2 separate regions of the Homo sapiens genome follow, and region 2 is linked to region 1. Evidence: chromatin contacts called from ENCODE Hi-C or POLR2A ChIA-PET data. All regions are on one chromosome and are shown on one strand. The core of a region is the stretch at or near the end of the contact, and the rest is flanking DNA. Distances in the headings are between cores, read along the strand shown.

Evidence for each region. Hi-C counts contacts between places; a loop is a spot of excess contacts on that map. ChIA-PET counts read pairs that join two places held with the same protein, here RNA polymerase II (POLR2A). Pooled maps may share reads with other maps.
Region 2: a pooled map shows a loop between it and region 1 (2.5-fold over the local background). The contact joins the enhancer-like site here to the promoter of SOCS1 in region 1. A Hi-C loop is called at or near these places in 5 of 50 pooled maps. POLR2A ChIA-PET finds 5 or more read pairs at or near these places in 4 of 52 experiments (BJ, T-cell, WTC11 and 1 more).

Annotation. Positions count from the first base shown.
Region 1 is chr16:11,254,405-11,258,674 of GRCh38, reverse strand. SOCS1 (suppressor of cytokine signaling 1) reads left to right here and starts at 2,471. Exons shown (of 2, transcript NM_003745.2): 1 at 2,471-2,596; 2 at 3,147-4,258. The coding sequence starts at 3,197. The coding sequence ends at 3,832. All of the region lies in intron 1 of LOC105371082 (a long non-coding RNA gene), which reads right to left. RefSeq lists silencers at 1,826-2,025, 2,276-3,015, 3,116-3,165, 3,176-3,325, 3,736-3,825.
Region 2 is chr16:11,494,356-11,498,973 of GRCh38, reverse strand. It overlaps LOC400499 (putative uncharacterized protein LOC400499), which reads left to right. Exons shown (of 67, transcript NM_001370704.1): 11 at 4,214-4,399. Among named protein-coding and RNA genes, the nearest start is that of LITAF, 90 kb to the left of the region's middle. RefSeq lists enhancers at 267-815, 1,307-1,601, 1,579-1,628, 3,807-4,618. Within about 2 kb of position 3,338, at least 15 of the 41 ENCODE cell types and tissues checked have a DNase peak (open chromatin) inside an H3K27ac peak, as active enhancers do.

The sequences.
Region 1 (4,270 bases), core at 1,222-3,721:
AGGAGGGTCACTAAAGGACAGGAGTTCGAGACCAGCCTGGGCAACGTAGTGAGACCCCATCCCTACAAAAAATTTAAAAAATTAGCCGGGTGTGGTGGCATGTGCCTGTAGTCTCAGCTACTCAGGAGGCTGAGATGGGAGAATCTCTTGAGCCCAGGAGGTCGAGGCTATAGTGCCTCCTCGATCCTATCACTACACTCCAGCCTGAGCAACAGAGCTACACTCCATCTCTTTAAAAAAATGGACACAGGGGTTGAAGCCATGCGTCTGTGGGCTCCAACACACTGCCACACCCACAGGCACCCTCAGATGAACAACAAACATCTACCGACTGCTTATTAGACACTACGGGCTGTTTTAAGCACCTGACCCATAATCACTCATTTAATTCCCATACAACCCCGGGATGGAGGTACTATTTATTTATTTTTTTTTGAGACAGGGTCTTAGTCTGTTGCCCCGGCTGGAGTGCAGTGACACAATCGTGGCTCACTGCAGCCTTGACCTCCTGGGCTCAGGCAATCCTCCTGCTTCAGCCTCCCAAGTAGCTGGGACTGCAGGTGCAATCCACTACGACTGGCTGATTTTTGTACTATTTTTTTTTTTTTTTTTTTTTTTTTGTAGAGAGGGGGTCTCACTTTGTTGCCCAGGCTGTTCTCAAACTCCTGGGCTCAAGCAATCCTCCTGTCTTGGCCTTCCAAGTGCTGGGATTATAGGCATGAGCTACTGCGCCCTGCTAGAGGTACTATTATTATCCCCATTTCACAGATAAAGAAACCATGGCAGAGAGGTTAATTACATGCTCAAGGTCACAAGAATAGAAAGGTGCAGATTTGGAACTGGGTCTCCTTGTATTCCATCACCCTCCACAGAGTGTGGCCTCCAGCAGATGTTCAGTGGACATCTCTCGAATGATCACACACCTGACCTCTGGTGCAGGCAAGGTTCTGCATCTTCTCTCACCCCCTCACGCACGCGCACGCACACACACGCACAACCTAGGAGGCTACACCAATGACCACCACCAGCCCTGGCCACATGCAGATTCAGGGCACTGATGGGGTGCTAAGCTGGGCTGATTCTGGGCCACTCCCTGTGTTCAGGAGGTTAATAAGGACCTAGGCTCTGCCTGGGGAAAGAGGTATCGTGGGGCCAGGGAGGCGGGAAGGGACTGGGCACCAGGGCTTCCAGGAGAGAAGCCGTCTGAGAGCTGTCTGTAGAGGGCAGTGTGTCCCAGTGTGAGGCCAGTAACCAAGTGCCCAGCCTAGCCAGGTTTTTATGTGGCCCCTTGTGATGCTGGGGCTCCTCACATGCCTTCATTCAAAAATACACGGAGCAGCCAGGCACCTACTCCATGGCCTCGCACGACAATCGGAATCACTAAATCACAAACACGTGTGCAAATTACAGCCCCGACCACCGACCGCCCACCATCCCAAGCCCCGGCCGTGTGTGTGGTGGGAAGGCAGTCTTTGAAGGGCAGATGCCTGACGGAGCAGTAGGAGGGGGAAATCTATGAGGAAGGGGTCGGGGGAGAGGAGGGCTAGGAAACCAGGTTTGGGGATTCATCACGTCTGAGAATGCACCATTTTTTCACTGGGCTCCAATTTGATGTCGTCCAGCTGCACCTCTCCCCAAAATGAAGACGGGGAAGGCGAGATCCAGGTCCAGAGCTCCCAATCTGCAAGCCATTGCAAATCCCAGCCCCTCCCCAGCCTCAGTTTCTTCCGCAGCCGGGTAGTGGGAGCGCAGGGAGGGCAGTCGAGGCCACCAGGGACCTTGCCCGGCCCCGCCCAGTTTCCGAGGAACTGGGCCGGGGTGGAGGCGCCCGCGCCGCCAGGGGTTCCTCTGAAGCCTGTGGTCAGGCCGCCGCTTCCCGGGAAGCCCGAGCCAAGACCAGAGACCGCGGCCGGCCGGGGCTTCGGGACAGCAGGGCGGGCGACTGAGGGCGTCGACGGCGGGTGGAGCAGGGGCTAGGAGGGGGTCTACGGGTGGGGTCAGGCTCAGGGTTGGGGACACCTTCTGTGGCCTCCTAGGGGGATCTGGCTGCAGGGGAGGAGAGGACAGGGCTCTGCCCCCGGCGGGTGTGGAGACAGCTGGGGCGGAGGAGGGTGTGTCAGGGCGCGTCCCAAGAGGGCCTGGCGGCAGAAAGTGGAACCCGAGGTAGCGGGGCAAAATCGGGGTCGCCAAGTCCGAAGGAGGGGTCCGAGAAGTGGCCGGAAGGCGCAGGGTCGGGGCCAGAGCCCCTCGAGAGGCGGGTGCTGGGGCAGGTGCGAACAGGCGGGCAGAGGGCCCCGCGGGAGGGTCCAGAAGAGAGGGAAACAGGGCCGAAGCGGTCCTCGCCGGACGCCACCGCGGAAAGAGAAACCAAAAGTGGAGCTGGGGGCGGGGCCGGCAGGGGGCGGGGCCTCCCGCCGTCGCCAGCCCCGCCTCCGAGCCGGTTTAAAAGACTGGCGCAGGGGCGGGCGCCGAACAGAGCGAGCTGCGGCCGTGGCAGCTGCACGGCTCCTGGCCCCGGAGCATGCGCGAGAGCCGCCCCGGAGCGCCCCGGAGCCCCCCGCCGTCCCGCCCGCGGCGTCCCGCGCCCCGCCGCCAGGTGAGCCGGGCCCTGGGCGAGGAGGCGGGAGGGAGGAGGGAGGGGAGTCCAGGGCAGCCAGGAGTCGGGCGAGCCTCGGGGGCTGCAGAATGGGGTCGCGGCCGCGATGCCCCTGACCCTCGCCGGCCCCACCCAGGCCGCCCCCCGCGCGCGGGGCTCCCGCAGCACAGCCTTTCTCCGGCCCTAGCCCAAATCGCCCAGACCAGGCGCGGATCCCAGCCTGGCCAGCAGGCGGCGGGCGCGGGGCGGCGAGCCGGGGCCGGACGGCTGGAGCCAGAACCGGCTGCTCTCCACGCCCCCCTCTCGGTGCTGCCCGGAGGCCGGACTCCGCCTCCACCGAGCCCCCACCCGCCGGGAAGAGCTCCGCGGAGTACAGAGCCCATTTTCTAGCTGTGTCCACTGAGGCTGAACGGATCCGCGCGGACTTGGTGCTCCGTGCTCGCCCCCTAGGGCCGGGTCCGCCGGGAGCGCCGCCCTCCGGAGTTGTCCGGCCGGCGCACACCTGCCCGGCCCCGCAGCGCCCCAGCTCACCTCTTTGTCTCTCCCGCAGCGCACCCCCGGACGCTATGGCCCACCCCTCCGGCTGGCCCCTTCTGTAGGATGGTAGCACACAACCAGGTGGCAGCCGACAATGCAGTCTCCACAGCAGCAGAGCCCCGACGGCGGCCAGAACCTTCCTCCTCTTCCTCCTCCTCGCCCGCGGCCCCCGCGCGCCCGCGGCCGTGCCCCGCGGTCCCGGCCCCGGCCCCCGGCGACACGCACTTCCGCACATTCCGTTCGCACGCCGATTACCGGCGCATCACGCGCGCCAGCGCGCTCCTGGACGCCTGCGGATTCTACTGGGGGCCCCTGAGCGTGCACGGGGCGCACGAGCGGCTGCGCGCCGAGCCCGTGGGCACCTTCCTGGTGCGCGACAGCCGCCAGCGGAACTGCTTTTTCGCCCTTAGCGTGAAGATGGCCTCGGGACCCACGAGCATCCGCGTGCACTTTCAGGCCGGCCGCTTTCACCTGGATGGCAGCCGCGAGAGCTTCGACTGCCTCTTCGAGCTGCTGGAGCACTACGTGGCGGCGCCGCGCCGCATGCTGGGGGCCCCGCTGCGCCAGCGCCGCGTGCGGCCGCTGCAGGAGCTGTGCCGCCAGCGCATCGTGGCCACCGTGGGCCGCGAGAACCTGGCTCGCATCCCCCTCAACCCCGTCCTCCGCGACTACCTGAGCTCCTTCCCCTTCCAGATTTGACCGGCAGCGCCCGCCGTGCACGCAGCATTAACTGGGATGCCGTGTTATTTTGTTATTACTTGCCTGGAACCATGTGGGTACCCTCCCCGGCCTGGGTTGGAGGGAGCGGATGGGTGTAGGGGCGAGGCGCCTCCCGCCCTCGGCTGGAGACGAGGCCGCAGACCCCTTCTCACCTCTTGAGGGGGTCCTCCCCCTCCTGGTGCTCCCTCTGGGTCCCCCTGGTTGTTGTAGCAGCTTAACTGTATCTGGAGCCAGGACCTGAACTCGCACCTCCTACCTCTTCATGTTTACATATACCCAGTATCTTTGCACAAACCAGGGGTTGGGGGAGGGTCTCTGGCTTTATTTTTCTGCTGTGCAGAATCCTATTTTATATTTTTTAAAGTCAGTTTAGGTAATAAACTTTATTATGAAAGTTTTTTTTTTAAAAAAAAATAA
Region 2 (4,618 bases), core at 2,089-4,588, 240 kb before region 1:
CAGATCCCAGCCCCATTCCTCACCAGCAGGACCTTGGGCAAGGTACTTTACTTTCCCAGGCCTCAATTTTCCCCGTCTGGACAATGGGACTATTTTGTAGAATGACCTTGCAGACCAGGTGAATTGTATGGTGTGTGCGGAGGGAAGTGGCTGTTGCCATTAGTCTGGGACACAGCACTGAGCCAAGCAGGTGGCATCGATCGGCTTGTGGAGCCCAGAAGCTTCCTCTACCTGCCTCACATGTGATGTTCCATGTGCAGGCCAGAGCTCATGCCTCTCTGGGCTGTATTTTCTTGTTCTGTCATCGAGTCAGCAAGGCCCTGCATGAGCCCTGGCAGGTTCTGGGAATGCACCGGGTTCGTGAAGCCTGGGGAGAGGAGGGGGGTGGGAAGTGGGGAGTGAGGGGCAAGCAGGGAGAGAGTATTTTAATGAACTTTTAATTTCGGATTAATTTTATTTATTTATTTAATTATTTAATCATTATTATTTTTTGAGACGGAGTCTCGCTCTGTTGCCCAGGCTGGAGTGCAGTGGCGCAATCTCGGCTCACTGCAACCTCCACCTCCCGGGTTCAAGTGATTCTCGTGCCTCAGCCTCCTGAGTAGCTGGGATTATGATGCACACCACCAGGCCCGGCTAATTTTTTTGTATTTTTAGTAGAAATGGGATTTCACCATGTTGGCCAGGCTTATCTCGAACTCCTGAGCTCATGTGATTTGCCTGCTTCGGCCTCCCAAAGTGCTGGGATTACAGGCATGAGTCACTGCGCCCGGCCTTCTTAATGGTGTCTTTCAATGAACAAAAGTTCTTCATGTTGGTGAAGTGTGGCTTCTTGATGCTTTGTAGCTGGTGTTTGATCTCCCCCAGGTCCCAGTGCTTCCTGGCTTGTCTTCTCCCAGTTCTGTTTTCTTAGCTTTTCAGGGAGGGTTGGTTTGAGCATGATGACTGAGCTTTAGAATCATGTTGGAAAAGTGAAATCAGCTTAATAAGGGTCACAGGTTTGAGGGTAATTTTATTTTTCCATCTTTAAAAATGAAAAAGTGAGTATTTTAAACAGACTTCTAACTGAAGTGTAAGTAAGCCTTCGTTAGAGATTTTTGCATTAAGATTGTTTTCTTCTCCTCCCATTTTTTTTTTAAATTTATTTCCCTTTCAAAATTGTTTGTTCTTCTCTTTGCGATGTGGTTTCTGGTTTTTGTGAAAACAGGGAAGGCTGGCCCTTCTGGGTTCATCCCCCGGGCAGCCATACACAGAACCAACTGGGTCATTACTGTGTGGACTGCTCAGCACCCAGGCCTCATGCTGGCCCAGTTGTCCTGGCAGGGCCACCGGAAGTGGCTCACAGATCTGGGCTCTCTGCCAGCCAAGTGGCACCAGCCTGCCCCACAGCCCTGCAGGCTGTGACCAGGCTTCTGGCTCCAGCTTTGGTCTGGGACAGGCCCGAGCCTGCCCTGTCTGTGCCCCCGCCGCCTTTCTTGGGCAAAGCAGTCAGAGGCGGGAACCTCCAGCAGGCGGCCCCTCCCATGTGCCGGAGAGCTTCTTAGTCTTTTTATAACCCCTGCCCTCCCAGCCAAGCCCGCTTGCCCTGCTCTGTATTAAGAAAACAGACAGCTTTGTTTTCTTTGCTCAAATATAGGGAAACATTGAATGTGCTTTTTCCAGGCTCCACACACCCCTGTCCTTTCACAAAGAAAATATGCAGTGAGATGCACACGCCAAGACCCACACGCATGCATCCTGAGCGCACGTGTACACACATGGGACACAACCCACACACACTGAAGCAGGCACCCATTGCACTGGGACGTGCACACGCACACTGGATCATGTGTACATGCACAGACCTGCACGTACACTGACACAGGCTCACACCAAGGCACAGGGACACACAAACACACAGGGATATGCACACACATGCTGGATCACGTGTACACACACAGACCTACACACACTGTTGCAGGCTCACACTGAGGCAGGCTTTCCCAGGACACCCACATGGGGAAATGCACGGACACACACCCACACCATAGACCTGTCAAGACACACACACACACACACACACACACACACACACACACACACACATTGAGGCATACACGCCAAGACTCACGTACCTGGAGATGCAGATATACACCCCAGTGTATGCACATGTGAAGACATGGCAGGACATGCACATACACACAGTAGGACACTCACCCAGTGGGACGTGTGGAGACAGCCACCCACACCTGGACACATGCATAGGCACACCAAGACACACTGGGCTGTGCGTGGGCACACAAGGGACACACAGTACACACACACGCACCTGGACGCATGGGCACATGCACACATCCAATGGGACACACGAGATGCCCACATGGGGACACGTGTGCACAGGCATCCACCAGGAAATACACGCATACTAGGGTACTCGAGTGCGCTGAGACACCTGCACACCCAAGTGGGAACGTACACACCCACAAGCACTAGGATTCTACAGCACACACCAATATGCACACACACAGATGCTTATGTTCACACCTTCACACAGTGTGCTCACACCCTAGCGTAGTAACACAGATCTGGTGAAGAGTCACGAATCCAGAGAAAGAACAGAGCTGGGCAGCTCGGGCGTGGTGGCTCACTCCTGTAATCCCAGCACTTTGGGAGGCTGAGGTGGGCAGATCACCTGAGGTCAGGAGTTCGAGACCAGCCTGGCCAATATGGTGAAACCCCATCTCTACTAAAAATACAAAAATTAGCCAGGCGTGGTGGCAGACATCTGTAATCCCAGCTACTCAGGAAGATGAGGCAGGAGAATCACTTGATCTCAGGAGGCAGAGGTTGCAGTGAGCTGAGATTGTGCCACTGGACTCCAGCCTGGGTGACAAGAGCAAGACTCCATCTCGAGAAAAAAAAAAAAAGGACAGAGCTAGGCAGAGATTTTATTTCTCCACAGCTGCCAAGCAGTCCCTGTTCTGGAGTGACGTGGGTCTAGCACAGAGGCCCCTGTTCACAGCCAGGGCCCCAGGGCTGGATTTTAGAGTGAGCCCAGAATTTGCATTTTGAGAAGCCGTGAGTGTTGGTATCATGCCTGGCCTGGGAGCCAGCCTCTCCTGGGTTAAGTCTCAGTTCTATCTATAGCTGTGGGCTACCTGAGGCACGTCCCTTACCCTTTCTGTGTCTCAGCTTCCTGTGTCTCAGCTTCCTGCTCTGCAAAATGGGAATGATAAGAAAGGCAACGTGTGTGACATGTTATCAGCAGTCTGGCTTGTAGTGAACACAGTTTGTTTACTAAGATTTGTTGGTCTAGACTAGGCACGGTGGCTCATGCCTGTAATCCCAGCACTTTGGGAGACCGAGGCGGGCAGATCACTTGAGGTCAGGGGTTCACCACCAGCCTGGCCAACATGGTGAAACCCGGCTTTACTAAAAATAGAAAAATGAGCCAAGGGTGGTGGCACGTGTCTGTAATCTCAGCTACGTGGGAGGCTGAGGCAGGGGAATCACATGAACCCAGGAGGTGGAGGTTGCAGTGGGCCTAGATAGGGCCACTGCACTCCAGGATGAATGAGAGAGCAAGACTCCATCTTAAAAAAAAAAAAAAAGATTTGTTGGTCTGATTTCTCTGAGGTGCCTGGGGCAGGGAGCAGCTGTGTCCTGAACCCCCTCCTGTTTGCCTTCCTTTCACTGAAGCCCTGGAGTGAGGGTAGCTGGGCGTCTGAGTCGTGGGCCACATGGAGTGCCTTTTTTGTTTTGTTTTCTTTTTTTTTTTTTTTTTTGGAGACAGAGTTTCGCTCTGCCACCCAGGGTGCAGTGCAGTGGTACAATCTCAGCTCACTGCAGCCTCTGCTTCCCGGGTTCAAGGGATTCTTGTGCCTTAGCCTCCCGAGTAGTTGGGATTACAGGCACACACCACCATGCTCGGCTAATTTTTGTGTTTTTAGTAGAGACGGGGTTTTGCCATGTTGGCCAGGCTGGTCTCGAACTCCTGACCTCAGGTGATCCACCTGCCTTGGCCTCCCAAAGTGCTGGGATTACAGGCATGAGCCACCGTGTCTGGCCTCTGGGGTGCTTTTAAAATGTTCCCTGAAAAGAGCAATTTGTTCAGACTCTGGGGGACTCAGCTCTGTATTATGAAGTTGCCCAGGTGAGTCGGTGTGTGGCCAGGGTGAGGCCTGTGAAGTGCATTTACCCACCACCTCGGGTGGGGGCCGATTTCTGTCCCCAGCCACTGCTCCAGACCCCGAGGGCCAGCCCTGGCGCCTTCCTGGGCATCTCAGCCCTGGTGCACAACCTCTGTGCTTCTCTGGACGGGCCCTGCGGCCAGCTGCCTGGAGTCGGCTCCCTAGTGAGGATCCTGGGAGACGCCTTGGGTGAGAACTGTACCATCCAGGAGCCCTCGGATGATGACAAGGTGAGGACATCCAGTGTCCTGAGTACCGGCTTCAGTGCCCCCAGTGGGGCCGAAGCGAATCAGGCAAGCTCCAGGTGGAGAGGGTGGGGGTGGGTTCCCCCCTTTGCCCCTTCCTCCTATCCCTCATTCCCCCTTCCCCACTTCAACCCGTCTCCTCACCCTCCTGCCTGCCCCCCCACGCCACTGCCCCTTCTATACCACTGCCCCCCCCACACCACT